Regions from separate parts of the Homo sapiens genome. Here regions 2, 3, 4 and 5 are each linked to region 1. Evidence: chromatin contacts called from ENCODE Hi-C or POLR2A ChIA-PET data. All regions are on one chromosome and are shown on one strand. The core of a region is the stretch at or near the end of the contact, and the rest is flanking DNA. Distances in the headings are between cores, read along the strand shown.

Region 1 (2,835 bases), core at 280-2,779:
TCAAGTTGAGACCTGGAAGCTGAGCATGAGTTAACCAGTTGAAAGGAGGAAAGGAAGGAGAGTGAGCCAAGCAGAACACAGTCCAAGGCTGCAAGTCAGAGAAGAGCTTTGAAAGAATGTGCTTGTGGCTGGGGGGCAGTGAGCCAATGGCAGAAGGAATGAGTGCTGTGGCTGGAGTGATGGGCTTTTTAAGCCACATTAGGAATTTTGGACTTTAAGTGCAATGGGAAGCCACTGGATAATTTAAAGGTGACTTGGCAGGCACAGTGGCTGATGCCTGCAATCTCAGTGCTTTGGGAGGCCAAAGTGGATTGCTTGGGAGGCCGAAGAGGATCATTCGAGGTTAGGCATCGAAGACCTGCCTGGACAATGTGAGGCCTCATTTCTACAATAAATAAATAAATAAATAAATAAGCCAGGCATGGTGGTGAGCACCTGTAGTCATACCTACTTGGGAAGCTGAAGCAGGAGGATCGCTTGGGCCCAGGAATTCACAGTTTTAGTGAGCTATAATCCACCACTGCCACTCAGGCCTGGGTGACAGAGTGAGATCTTGTCTCTAAACTAAAATAAAATAAGCTCACACCTGTAATGTCAGCACTTTGAGAAGCTGAGGCAGGTGGATCACTTGAACCCAGCCTGGGTACCATGGCAAAACCCCATCTCTACTAAAAATACAAACAACTAGGCTGGGAGCAGTGGTTCATGCCTGTAATCCCAGCATTTTGGGAGGCTGAGGCGGGTGGATCACTCAGGAGTTCAAGACTGGCCTGGCCAGCCTGGTGAAACCCCGTCTCTACTAAAAATACAAAAAATTAGGTGAGCGTGGTGGTGTGTGCCTGTAATCCCAGCTACTCGAGAGGCTGAGGCAGGAGAACTGCTTGAACCCAGGAGGAGGAGGTTGCGGTGAGCCAAGATCACGCCACTGCACTCCAGCCTGGGCAATAAGAGTGAGAGTCTGTCTCAAAAAAAACAAAACAAAACAAAAAAACTAGCTGGGCATGGTGGTGTGCACCTGTAGTCCCAGCTACTTGGGAGGCTGAGGTGGGAGAATCACCTGAGCCTGGGAGGTCAAGGCTATAGTGAGCCATGATCACGCCACTGCACTCCAGCCTGGGTGACAGACTGAGACCCTGTCTCAAAAGAATAAATAAATAAAATAAAATAAGAGAGTGACTTGAGCAGCTTCAAATAAATTTTATTGTTTCCTCACTTTATCTAATATTAATTGAAATCCTTAGTCTTATGTTGGGGTTATCCCAATAGGACGTGGGAAAGAAAGTTCAAGCTTTCGCCTTGATAGTTCTCCATGATGCTGCTTAACATAAACAATCGAGTTTTCAAAAACCAAAACTCTTGATTTCATTAAGTAAGGAGGGTGTAATGTGTAGTGCTTGGGCCGTTAGAGGGGATGTGGTCACAAGTGGTATATCTGAGGCTTTTGAAGGAGTGCATTCAAGGAAGAGCCCTGCTTGGTGTCAGCTACTGAACCAGAGATCCGAAGAAGTGGACCTCGCCAGCCTCCTGCTCCACCCCGCTACCAGTCTTAGCTGGAGCTCCCTTTTCTTTGTCATACTCAGCCAGTTGCTCATTGCTGTTTTAGAGTCTGGCCCATGTTTTGCTCTTTGGCTGTGCGATTGGCGTGAATCTTCTAAGCAAATGAATAGCTTAGAGGTGAATACTGAATCTTTTGCTTCAAGTAGCTCAGCATTTTTGTCTTTCATTTTTACTAAGTGACTAGATTCAGTATTCGAAGATGTTTTGGCCAAATGATTCATTATTTATTTGGCTTTAGAAAGAGACTTCAAAAGGATAATAGAAATAAACAACCCAGAGGTTTTTTTTTTAAATTGAAGATTAATAAAAGAGAGACCTCTGCTGGCTACAGTGGGGTAACAACCTAGAGTTGGCCACTGACTCCACAGGAAGCTATAATGGCTGTGACCCACCCCATACGCTTTTACAGTTGTCAGCAAATTGATCACTATTTGTTCACTTCTTCAGCAATCAACTCAAGTTCTTTTGGAGTTCATTGAAGTGAGGTATAATTCCCAGTCCAATCACCACTGTTTCTGTTTCAATCTTTAGGAAAAGTATTAGTCTTTTATATTTCTCGAACATAATAGCTTTACATATGAGCCCCTGCCAAACTGAGACCTGAAATAATTCCTGCATCTTACCTTCTCTGTTTCCTTTCCCCTTTTTTGCCTCCACCTCTCCTCCTCCCCTTCTCCAGTAAAACAAAATAAAACAAATCTACACTCAAGAGAGAGTACTGATAGAAAGTGAGAAGGAGGGAGCTGGGCGCTTATCTTTGGCATATCCTCAGCTGAGGATCCAAGCTGGGGGGCCCAGGGTTGGTGTTAACTACCTGAGTAGAGCTGTAGTTCCTACTGATGTCTTCCGTGGGATTTGTTCAACCGTGGGAATGTGGCTGCACGATAGTGGAGCAAGATTCAGTGAATGCTTCAGAATATGGAGGGTCGTTATCTAGGGGGAGGAAGGGGACTGAATGTTCTCTTGAGACCTTTTGTTGGCAACAACAATAATGAGTGCCTACTATGTGCCAGGCCCTGGACTAAGTACCTTAAATACCTTAATTCTGTTTCCTGCTTTTCTTCTCTCTTCACAGTCTTAAGAATGTCTTTCTATGAGAAAAACATTGAATATATGTAAAGAACTTACAACAAGGCCTGCATAAAGTAGTAGCTATGCATGTGTTCACTATTTTATTATTATGTTTTTACTCTGGAATATGCTGCCACTCCTACACATGAGGAGAGGCTCTCCCCATACTCACCAGAGCAAGCAAGTCCTTTTTTTTTTTTTTTTTTT
Region 2 (2,841 bases), core at 76-2,575, 440 kb after region 1:
GCAGAAGAGGGTAAAGGTGGAGATGAATTGGCCTTTCTGCGTTTCAGAAATGTGAATTTCATTTCCTTCCACACCTCTCTGTCCAGTGGCTGGGCTTGAGAATTAGAGTCGACCCGGCAAAATGACAAATTCACTTGTTAGCAGAGGTTGAATTTTTTGAGTTGGGGCCCATTTCTCTAGTACCAAACATGATCTGGGGACTCGCAGCATGGACAGCCTCTGGGAGCTTGTTAGGAATGCAGACCTCAGTCCCATCCCAGACCACCGAAACAGAAGCTGTAGTTTTTCAGAATGACTGGGTAATTTGCATGCATGCTGATCAAATACTGTCGATTCGGTCTTGTGTTCTTGAGACTTCTTCCTTTCTCCTGCTCAGTGGGGCGTCATGGAGTCCTATGTTGGGGTCTTTCATGGGTTTACGGAGAGATGAGTGAGCAAATGCAGAGACTGTCTCAGCCTGACACAAACCCCTTCCCCTTTCTCCATCTATCCTTACCCTACACAGGTATGAGACAAGGCATGTCCAGATATGTTACCTCCCTTATCCTCACACACTCCTGTGTCTATTTTTAAACAACGAATCCCAATTTTATTGATGAAGAAATGACCTAGGTTGTTGAAACTTACAGAGCTTCAATGGACTCGCCCTGGTGATTACTGAACAGCTTGCTTTCACCTTCCTTTGGTATGTGTCCTAGGCTAGAAATTCTGTCCTTTTAAACACGTAGCTCCAAAGAGTCATTATTGAAAAAAAGCAATCAGAAACAGAATGTTGGGTTTGGTTTGAGTCATAAATTCCACCATGTAGGGATGAAATTAAGGACTTTTTCCTGAGCCTCTGCAAATGATTCCAGTAGTTCAGAGGCCCTTTTGAACAAGAGGTTACATGGATTGGGTTTCAAAGAAAAGAATGTCGAAAGACATCTTCCAGCTGAGAATGGGCTCCAGATGTGAGCATTGCTCTTCCAGATGTGTGGACGAATGGAGCGGGACTGAGATGCCTCACATGTCTGCAACATGAAATGGAAAATCCTCTCTCAGCCACAGGGGAAAGTAGGACAGGGGGAAGACAAATGGAATCCAAGTTAAACTCTTCAAGGTGGGGCCAGACTAACTCTAAGAAATCATTCCCAGGTGGGCTGATATTTTACGTATGCAGTATGTGTAGAGGCCACACCTCAAACTGTGCTGCTGAGCAGAAACTCAGAAGGTATTGTGTCTGCAGGAACTCACTCTTCTCAGACCTGCATAAATCTGATTCAGCCCCTTAGAGGAGCCTCACTGAGAACTGTTGAGACTACAGGCAGATCAAGCAGGACAGGCGGCGAGACTTACTCAGCGGAGCTGAGAACAGAGCCCAGAATGCGGAAGGGGAAGGAGCCAGGAGTCACACAGTCCTTTCTTTCTTCAGCTTCTGAATCAGCAACTCATTCTCTCGGGGATCGCTGGGTTTGTTTCTTTACAATGGCTAGAAGGTCCCATGTTTCTCAGATGAGTAAATTTGAAACCACAGAAAACTGAGGCCTTGTGGCCAAGTCCTCTTGGTTTGTCACATCTCTGAAAATCTGAGCCATTGTCAAACTCCTGGCTGCAGGGAATTAAACCCTTTATTTCCCTCTGCCAGCATCTTCACCTTCTCCAGGAAGATCTGCCAAAGGACTGCTCCAGGTGCAGGTCCACCCACCTCCCCACTTTCCCAAACCTTCCTCCTTTTCCATTTAGAGACTGTCCCTGAGTCCCAATTTCCATGTCACTCTGGAAGTGTGAAAGTGATCTTTATTCCCCATACCTTCTCTATTTTTAAGCAACACAGTTAACTCACTCTGTACTGGTTCAGCTGGTGAGGATCCATATTTTTATTTTCCCCTAAGAGTTCCCAGCCTCTAAACAATACATTCTGACAAAACAGGTTAATTTAAGTTGCTAATTATTTACATTATTAAAACATTATTACATTTGCACATGTAATAATGTCTACATACTGATTACACACACACACACACACACACACAAACCTAAACTGGCATAATCCCTGGTTAATATGCTAATAATAAAATTGATGATTACTAAGTTGAAAAAGTTAATTAGCTGTCTTCTGTTTTTGTATGTGGGGCCTAATCCTCCCTGTGATCTTGGGCCCAACACATTTCTCAAAGGCCACACCAGTCAGAAGGTAGATTTTCCAGTTGGAAGGTATTGAGAGCATTGCAGGGGTAAACCCAGTACCAGTCCACCCTGGGAGGACATATGTCATTATACTGAGAATCAAGTATCAGGAAGTATAGTATCATCATCATCATCATCATCAATCAATGACTAACTGTGAGTTTATTTCCTTTTGTTTTTATTTTTTAATTTTAATTTTATTTTTTTCTGAGACGGGGTCTCAGTCTGTTGCCCAGGCTGGAGTGCAGTGGCGTGATGTTGATTTACTGCAACCTCTGCCTCCTGGGTTCAAGCAATTATCCTGCCTCAGCCTCCCGAGTAGCTGGGACTACAGGCGTGCACCACCATGGCAGACTAATTTTTTATATTTTTAGTACAGACAGGATTTCACCACATTGGCCAGGCTGGTCTTGAACTCCAACTCCTGACCTCAAGTGATCTGCCCGCCTCAGCCTCCCAAAGTGCTGGAATTACAGGCATGAGCCACCGCACCCAGCCCATTTCCTTTTGTTTTTAATCAATTTAGAACTGAATTCTCAAGCTGCTGTTTGTTTTGATTCTAGGCATATTTTGATATTCCAGTTAGTACCCAATTCAGTTTATATATGTATAAAATTACACACCCTGCATCAAAAACATCTTTACATATTTTTATACTTAAACCCAGTTCAAATT
Region 3 (2,799 bases), core at 300-2,799, 480 kb after region 1:
TAAAGCCCCCAGAACCATCACATTGAGCTGTGGAAAATATGACTCTCTGCCCAGACCAATGGCAGGCTTCCTGCCATGAGGCACACAGAGCCCAAAGGCTCAGGTGTAGTAATACTAGTCTGAAATGCTCAGTCACAGGGTGACCAGACCATTAAACTGTAATTAGGTTGTTATAATTATTGAAAACCAAACAGCATTATAATAATAGAATTGTGCCTCTCACATTTTATATCTCGCCCAGGATCATATTAGTAGCCTATTCAGTATATGGGCATTGAGTAATAGCTGCTATTCTTCAGAAGGCATTTACTTCTATTAAAAGTGCTGGGTGAGCAATTTGATGAAAGCATGGACATTTTCCTAGTGGAAAATGGACATTTATATGACATTGTTCAGAGACCTGGAAATTATAAAGGCCTACTTCTTTGAAAATCAAAGTCCTATTTTTAACCTCTAAAACACAAACAAAATAAAATACGAACAGTTATCATAAAATGTTCTTGTTCCTTTTTTGAAATAGAATGTATTAGAGAAATGAATATGTAAATACCCAAGAAGAAACCAAATTCTGTTTCCATGTAGGTATGTATAACTGGATGAATAGGCACTTAGGCAAATCAGAACTAGGTTACAGGGGTGTTTTCAGGAATTTATGATTAGATTGTGATGGTTTTTAGTGCAGCTCTTCCTCATGTTAGCAGATAGCCCACACGTGTGGGAAAGCTGAGTCGTCTTATTGAATCTGACAGTAACCGTTTTTGTCCCTTTCTTTTTCTTTTCAGAACTCTCTTTGCTCACAAGTTACCAAAAAAAAAAGAGCCAACATGTTGGTATTGCTGGCTGGTATCTTTGTGGTCCACATCGCTACTGTTATTATGCTATTTGTTAGCACCATTGCCAATGTGAGTAATGTTCTTTTGTTCATTCATTCATTGAGAAATCATTCGAATATTTACATCAAGTGCACAAAAGAAGTTTAAGCCACAGCCCTTGCCCTTCATGAACTTACAGCTCAGTTGTGGGAAAACAAAATAAACACACGCTTGCCCTTCAAACAATTAAATAACAGGAGGATAAAAGTGAATGTCCACAGGAGTAATCCTGCCAGAGCTGTAGGTGGTTAAGGGCTGGAGGATCTAGTGCAGCTTCTTCGGTCTCTAGAAGAGCCTTCCCAGCAGCAGGGGTGAGTGGAGCTTGAGGTGAACCTGGAGGAGTGGTAGATGGCTGAGGTTTCTCTTAGTGAAAGAGGGAAGGTGGAAGGATCATAGGGATGCATTCAGGTGGGAGTGCTAGCAAAGGAGCATATGTAGGAAGGACAAGCTTTGGTCAGAGGATAAGGAGGACACACACCTATGTGGCTGGAGCCGAACTTCCCCTCCTTCTGAGAAGCTTGATTAGAAGGATAGATGGGAAGAAGAGGATGCCAGACTGACAAATTCAAATTTTGAGCAAAGAGTAGCATGTGAAAGTGGAGTTTTGCAAGATTAACCCAGTGCCACTGAATTAACTAACTCAGACAAAACGAGAAAAAAAAAATGGAGGTAGTGTCTTTTCTCTCTGAACCCTGGGCTACTCTGACCTCTAGTGGTGGCTTACAGCGCCCAATTTGCTTTTACTTGTGCTTTTCTCAGAAAAAAGCCAGCTCCTTGGACCTAAAAACCAAGGCCACCAATCACTAGGCAGGCAAACCATGGTTTCAGAATCTGTTTAGGTCCCTATCACAGTTAAAGTATAAGTGAGTTTTAAAGTTCAGATAGAAGAGCTTTGCAAACATTAGTGGGTGTGATCATAAGCAAGGCTAATTAAGAATAACTGTGATAAGACAACCCCCGCCCACGTGACCTCCTTGTTTTGTAATTTAGCCATTCTATATGTCAACTCCTATATCTATCCAGATAAATCTGATAAGCTTCTTCAAAGTGTATTAATGAGCGCCAAAGCGCTGCGTATCTGTGAATTACCAGCCCCTAATATAAGGCTAGGCACACAGTTGTTTATTGAATGAAGAGCAGGGATTGGCGTAGGTGATGCATGTTCCCGGCCCCACCTTTCCAGTGTGTGCATTTGTGTGTGTGTAGACAGGACACTGCACTTGTTTTCTCTTCCAGAAGGATAATTCCTTTTCTTGGGCCAGGCAGGAAGGGATGGCGGCACCATGATCAGTCTGGGGGAATCCATTCAGGTCACCCTTCAGCTTTTAGTAGCCCCTACAGGAAAGCACTTGCTGTAGTATTTTACTATCAAATTACTTTGCATGTTGTGACAGTCAAGTTTGATCCTTCTGTTTAGATGAAAGTGGCTTATTAACCACTAGATTCATTGTTATTTTCCCAGTAGGTCTTATGTTTCTTAATTGTTTCCAGTTGGACATTTCACTTTTTTCCTGGTTAACCAGGGACTTAAATGAAACAATCTTGTTAGAGTATATGAACTGCACATACCTAAGCCAGTTTCCTCATCCTGGACTTCTGTTTCTCAGAACCTTAGAATTTTAAACCACTGTGGTTGAGTTACTTCCATTTTTGTTAAGTCGTGAAGAATGTGGAGCCCAAAGAGGGCTAGGTGATTTCTTTCTGGGTTTCACATTCTTCTGTGTCTCTTCTCTTGGCAACTTTGTGAACTTCAGTTTTAATCGGACCTTATTTCCGCCCACAGATAAGCTGCATAGCCATAGTTATAGCTAAATAGAATGTCTTTATTAAAATCTGATCCCGATGCAAGCTGATTTGTTATTTTATTTTTAAATCAGAGGGCCAGCTTTCAATTAACATTTTCTTTCCTTCTGGTTTCAGGTCTGGT
Region 4 (2,700 bases), core at 14-2,513, 410 kb before region 1:
CTCACTGCAGCCTCGACCTCCTGGGCTCAAGTGATCCTCCCACCTCAGTCTCCCAAAGGGCTGAGATTACAGATGTGAGCCACTATGTGCCTGGCTAAGAGTAGCTTATTTTTATTTTATTTTATTTTATTTTTTTGAGATAGAGTCTTGCTCTGTCGCCTAGGCTGGAGTGCAATGGAGCGATCTTGGCTCACTGCAACCGCCCCCTCCCGGCCTCAAGCAATTATCCTACCTCAGCCTCCCAAGTAGCTGGGATTACAGGTGTCTGCCACCATGCCTGGCTAATTTTTGTATTTCTGTAGAGATGGGGTTTCACCATGTTGGCCAGGCTGGTCTAGAACTCCTGACCTCAGGTGATCCACCCACCTTGGACTCCCAAAGTGCTGGGATTACAGGCGTGAGCCACCACGCCTGGCCAAGAGTAGCTTTTTAACCTAGGTCAGTATCGTGTTGGTAAAATACGGAGAGAGGATGTTTGAGCAGAAGGACCTACCTCATCTTCTCACCTGTTCTAGGCTGCTACCTTCTCTTTCTACAAACCAAAGGAGGGGGCTCATAACTCAATGGGCCTTGTGGGAAAGGCTAACCAGACTAGTCACTGCTGAATTCCTCTAAGGGATTCCCCTACCCTGACTGCCCTTGCCACAGTTGCACCCACCATCCTAGGGGCAGTAAGTAGAGAGAGCTGTGTGAGAAGAGCACTCTTTCCACTCCAGATGTCCCCTACAACCTATATCCTCACGGCCACTAACAGTTTGGGCCCGTAGCATCACTCATCTGGACCGCTCCCATGTGGTCTCCCCATCACAACAAAGACTGCAGCAAGGTGGACAGAGAACTCCAAGAGAGCCAGGAAAATACCTTTATAAACCATCACAGAAAGCCTGATTTCCACTCGCTAAATCCATTAATAAAGAGAGGAGAAATTTTAAAATTCCAAGGCACCTGGTTACTAATCTGATTCTGGCCTACATGTGGATATTCAATAAATACTTGTTAAGTTAAATTGACTCAAGGTTTTATTTATTCAGCCTACTTAAAGCTTATGTAAACCCCTTGGAGATTTGTGTCAAGCTGTTAAGTTGGAAAATATAAGAAAAGTAGTATTTTCAATAGACCAGCTTTCCTCTTAATGTACTTTATGAACTTAGTGTAAACCAGGGAAATGGGGGAGGGGTACCAGAAGAGCAGAGGGGAAGGAGGTGAGGAGGAAGGAAGAGGTGAGGAGGAAGGAGAAGAAAAGCCTTTTCTGTCATTTCCTGCATTTGTCTTAATTGCTGTACTTATTAACCAGCTACTGCCCTCTAGTGCTCACTGTATTAAGTTCGCATCTGAATTCCATTTTTATCTTTAAAAACTCTGGTGACACTTGGAAGGGATCAAATTTCCTGTTTTGCAGATAAGCAAATTGAAGTCCAGAGGAAAGAGGTATCAAACTGACCCAGGGGACTTCTGGACTCTTTGTTACCTCACCTATAACTTGTCTGGAAAACTTTATTAAAAGCCTTTCTCAGAAATTTTAATTGGTAACCAGTAAAAATTGTAGCATCATGTTAGTGCTAGTTATTATTATTATTATTTTTGAGACGGAGTCTGGCTCTGTTGCCCAGGCTGGAGCGCAATGGTGCAATCTGGCTCACCGCAACCTCCGCCTCCTGGATTCAAACTACTCTCCTGCCTCAGCCTCCCAAGTAGCTGGAACTACAGGCGCCCGCCACCACGCCCGGCTAATTTTTTGTATTTTTAGTAGAGGCGGGGTTTCACCGTGTTAGCCAGGATGGTCTCGATCTCCTGACCTCGTGATTTGCCCATCTCGGCCTCCCAAAGTGCTGGGATTACAGGCGTGAGCCACCGCGCCTGGCCTGTGCTAGTTATTATTTCCAATGTTGTTCTAAATTAAGCTTAGACTGATTGCTGGTCAATTTAAGTAAGGATATAAAATAATAGTGGTACATTTTTAACTTAGTACAAGTTTAGAAAATGTCTATAATACTTCTTTAAAAAGTTAACTAGAGGCCGGGCACGGTGGCTCACGCCTGTAATCCCAGCACTTTGGGAGGCCGAGGCGGGCGGATCACAAGGTCAGGAGATCGAGACCATCCTGACTAACACAGTGAAACCCCGTCTTTACTAAAAATATAAAAAATTAGCTGGGCGTGTTGGCGGGCGCCTGTAGTCCCAGCTACTTGGGAGGCTGAGGCAGGAGAATGGCGGGAACCCAGGAGGCGGAGCTGGCAGTGAGCCGAGATCGCGCCACTGCACTCTAGCCTGGGTGACAGAGCAAGACTCTGTCACACACACACACACACACACACACACACACACACACACACAAGTTAACTAGAACAGATCCCAAGTGGATATGGCCATTTATCAGAACTGACTTATCATTGTCTCCATGTGGGCTAACATTCCGCTAGATTCTCCCAAGTGAAGCTCTTTGCTCACTGATGGGAAAAAGGGGGGGTTGTCATTTTAACGTGGAACGCATATTTTCACCACATAATCATTTTGCTAGTGGAAATAAATGGAAAGTTATCCAGCTGGACATGCTACTTATGAGAACACTACTGAGTAACAAAAGATTTATTCAAATATTTAATTGGAAGGAACTACATCTGGAATAAGTTTTAAAGGAATCCATATAAAAAGAAAAGCAAATCCATTAGAAATTGATATAAACAGTTGATTTTATCTGGA
Region 5 (2,700 bases), core at 86-2,585, 260 kb before region 1:
TGAGCAGAGAGGTTGTTGAGATGTATGTGGCAAGGACAAAGGACAGCTCTTCAACAATTGCCCTTCCTGTTTTTCCTGTAGGAATCGTAACATCATTTACATGTTATATCGAAATGGGCCATGTGTGTGTAGCTGGCCTTTTTTTTCCTACCATGTACTTGTGTGTTCTGGAATCAGTCAGCTAGAAAATATTTACCAAGTGTCTTAGGCTTTTTCACTGTAGTGTGCATTTAACGTACACAGTAAAGAATGAAGGCTGGCACTAAACTGTTAGCTAATCATCCGGTGTTCCATGTGAATGACAGAACACGGAATAAACCTGATGACACCACCACTTTATTTTGAGCTAAATCCTCATTTAAGTGAGAACAGGACAGGTTTCACCACTGCCTCCTTTGGCAACTTGAGTGGTGGTGTTCCCACCGAGTTTATGGCTGCAAAGATAGGTCTTTTCTCGTATTTATGTATAAACAGGTACCAGTTTTGATTTTATTTAATCATTTCATACATTAACATACATGACACATCAAAATGAGAAATGCACAGTTTAACCGTTCAACAGCTGGCCTTACTTCAAAAGAACACTATATTCATATTAAACATTTACAGTCTTTCCATCTAACTTTACACATGTCCTAAATCATTTTCCAGCACTTCTCACATAGAAGTCTAGTTTTGCTCTTTAAAATCACCATCTGTATCACCCCTAGTAGACGCGAGGGTTTCCCCAATTACATGCTGAAGAGAGCCAGCCACCACCCCACCTAAAGACATCCAAGCAGCTCCAGAGCCTGCCTCCGAGGCCACCCCTTCGCCACGGCAGTCTCGATTCCAAGAACTGATTATCTGACACTAGTGAACCAGCACTAAAGGCTGTAGGATGTGACTACATCACAGTTCCAGAAGGAAGGGGGACCATGGCCAAGAGAAGCCCTAAATGACAGAAGCTCATTAAAACCAAGTCCCCCAAACCTCCTGAAACATCGTTAGCAAGGAGCTACTGCTTTCCTTTCTTAAACATGTTTTGGGCATGACCACACTCTGGAAGTGGTGAACTGTTACACATTTGGTGTGTGTGTACATAACATCAAAAACTACTGTGTGAAACTTGAGAATGTCTGATTAAAGATTTCAATGTATATCTAAAAACTAACTCAAATCGTTGACCAGCACTTTCCCAGTATCATAACAATGCGGCTGACCCTCTTCTGCCTTCACTTTACACCCCATCATAGCACATTATTTGTGCACAACTAGTGAGGTCTGTGCGGCTCATCATCCCCATAACCAAGTCGGTCTGTGTTGAGTCATATCATTCTGTGCTGGTTTTAGAAGTCACCATAGGAAACATGAAGTCACATCCTGGTCAAAAAACTGTCCATTTCTCAAAAACAGAGAAAAACCTGAGATACGAGGCAGCAACTAGCGACACTTACAGGAAGGGAAAGAACAATGACAACACCCGCCCAGCCCCACCCCCAAAAAGCTGCTGTTGTGAATTAAGGCTTCAAAAGAGGACCCACATTGTAGCTGATAAAACTCAAGCCAGGAGGATGTTTGAAAGCCAATCTGCACTATCACTTGTTCCAGTGACCTCCTATGTTCAGCTGCCAGGACCGATTCCATACAGTGATTGTAGGTTGAGGACTGAGGACGCCCCTTTGCTCTCGCTCCATTTTGATTTGCTTTTTCCACTGAAGACACGCCGGCCAGCGTTTCCAAAAACAGCTTGGCCATGGCTTTGCACTCTATTCACAACTGATCAAAACTCAATGGTCTTCTCAGCTTTCTCAACCGTTTTATTCTGAATATTCCTTCCTCACTAAAGCCTCTCTCAGCCCTACTAGTAAATGTGAAAGTCTGAGGCAATCATAGAAACATCAGCCCCATCGCATGCCGAGGGGATAAAAGCCACTAAGGAAACAGGTTTCCTGCTTCTCCTCAGCAATTTGTACCTTTCTTAATCTTCCCATAATTTACCTCCCTAGGAAGTTTCCTATAAAATTCTGCCATATTATTACATTTTACCAACTGTATCCATGCAGTGAAGCAGAAAGGGCAAAAACATCTGCTTTGGCTGAGAATTTGAAGGTGCTGCTGCTCTGCTACCAACCCAAATAAATTCACATTTGGCTTGAAACCAAGTTCATCTTTATTTAAAGGATTGACAATCCCATTTTAAACAATTCTTTGATTTACAAAGAGGGAGGTAGACTCGTTAGCCTCCCAACCTTAGCTTAAATCGTGATGTTGCCAGGTTCCTGGTGGTTCAGCTGAATCCTAGACAGTTTCCCTTCTCTTCATAAAGCTGAGAAGAAAAAAAAATTATCTCCATCTAGGCCCACGGGAATTTTGTGCATAGACAGTTTGAATTGGTCTGAAAAGTGTGACTAGCTACCTACCTATTCACAATGCCTAGAAAATGGGCTACCAGATATGGTAGTGGTCAAAGCCCCGACTTTCCTGTCTGAGGTACTGGGTTTGCTCTAAGGTAGACCTTGGCAAGGCCCCTAATGGTCCGTCCAGCAGAGTGATGCTCGTGTCCCTCGGCTGTCAGGTGAGCGTGGGTTTGTGAATCAGCTTTGGATAGGATCATTTCTCTTGGATTTACCACTAGGCTCTGTCCCTAACAGGGTCTACCTACCTGACCCCCAAGCTGGCTCAGTCTCAGCGCTAAGGTGTACTATGGAAGGGTCCGGA

Evidence for each region. Hi-C counts contacts between places; a loop is a spot of excess contacts on that map. ChIA-PET counts read pairs that join two places held with the same protein, here RNA polymerase II (POLR2A). Pooled maps may share reads with other maps.
Region 2: a pooled map shows a loop between it and region 1 (2.5-fold over the local background). The contact joins two enhancer-like sites. A Hi-C loop is called at or near these places in 1 of 168 maps with a recorded cell type or tissue (PC-9) and 2 of 50 pooled maps. POLR2A ChIA-PET finds 5 or more read pairs at or near these places in 2 of 52 experiments (AG04450 and HEK293).
Region 3: a loop to region 1 is called in a pooled map, with 6 times the contacts of the local background. The contact joins two enhancer-like sites. A Hi-C loop is called at or near these places in 2 of 168 maps with a recorded cell type or tissue (PC-9 and chondrocyte) and 3 of 50 pooled maps. POLR2A ChIA-PET finds 5 or more read pairs at or near these places in 2 of 52 experiments (PC-9 and activated T-cell).
Region 4: a pooled map shows a loop between it and region 1 (2.9-fold over the local background). The contact joins two enhancer-like sites. A Hi-C loop is called at or near these places in 4 of 50 pooled maps. POLR2A ChIA-PET finds 5 or more read pairs at or near these places in 6 of 52 experiments (BJ, OCI-LY7, activated T-cell and 3 more).
Region 5: a loop to region 1 is called in a pooled map, with 4 times the contacts of the local background. The contact joins two enhancer-like sites. A Hi-C loop is called at or near these places in 4 of 168 maps with a recorded cell type or tissue (CD4-positive, alpha-beta T cell, CD4-positive, alpha-beta memory T cell and naive thymus-derived CD4-positive, alpha-beta T cell), 3 of 37 single-sample maps with no recorded cell type and 10 of 50 pooled maps. POLR2A ChIA-PET finds 5 or more read pairs at or near these places in 17 of 52 experiments (CD4-positive, alpha-beta T cell, CD4-positive, alpha-beta memory T cell, GM10248 and 9 more).

Annotation. Positions count from the first base shown.
Region 1 is chr12:12,735,387-12,738,221 of GRCh38, forward strand. It overlaps a transcript of APOLD1 not described here. Among named protein-coding and RNA genes, the nearest start is that of CDKN1B, 19 kb to the left of the region's middle. Within about 2 kb of position 1,530, at least 13 of the 41 ENCODE cell types and tissues checked have a DNase peak (open chromatin) inside an H3K27ac peak, as active enhancers do; they include CD4-positive, alpha-beta T cell and endothelial cell of umbilical vein, where a contact is called at or near this core.
Region 2 is chr12:13,172,371-13,175,211 of GRCh38, forward strand. No RefSeq gene overlaps it. Among named protein-coding and RNA genes, the nearest start is that of EMP1, 23 kb to the right of the region's middle. RefSeq lists enhancers at 88-137, 1,343-1,392. Within about 2 kb of position 1,326, at least 21 of the 41 ENCODE cell types and tissues checked have a DNase peak (open chromatin) inside an H3K27ac peak, as active enhancers do.
Region 3 is chr12:13,210,687-13,213,485 of GRCh38, forward strand. It overlaps EMP1 (epithelial membrane protein 1), which reads left to right. Exons shown (of 5, transcript NM_001423.3): 2 at 783-902; 3 at 2,793-2,799. The coding sequence starts at 825. Among named protein-coding and RNA genes, the nearest start is that of EMP1, 15 kb to the left of the region's middle. Within about 2 kb of position 1,550, at least 5 of the 41 ENCODE cell types and tissues checked have a DNase peak (open chromatin) inside an H3K27ac peak, as active enhancers do.
Region 4 is chr12:12,326,693-12,329,392 of GRCh38, forward strand. MANSC1 (MANSC domain containing 1) reads right to left here. Exons shown (of 4, transcript NM_018050.4): 4 at 1-2,700. Among named protein-coding and RNA genes, the nearest start is that of MANSC1, 22 kb to the right of the region's middle. Within about 2 kb of position 1,264, at least 2 of the 41 ENCODE cell types and tissues checked have a DNase peak (open chromatin) inside an H3K27ac peak, as active enhancers do; they include endothelial cell of umbilical vein, where a contact is called at or near this core.
Region 5 is chr12:12,473,761-12,476,460 of GRCh38, forward strand. DUSP16 (dual specificity phosphatase 16) reads right to left here. Exons shown (of 7, transcript NM_030640.3): 7 at 1-2,700. Among named protein-coding and RNA genes, the nearest start is that of DUSP16, 88 kb to the right of the region's middle. Within about 2 kb of position 1,336, at least 7 of the 41 ENCODE cell types and tissues checked have a DNase peak (open chromatin) inside an H3K27ac peak, as active enhancers do; they include CD4-positive, alpha-beta T cell, where a contact is called at or near this core.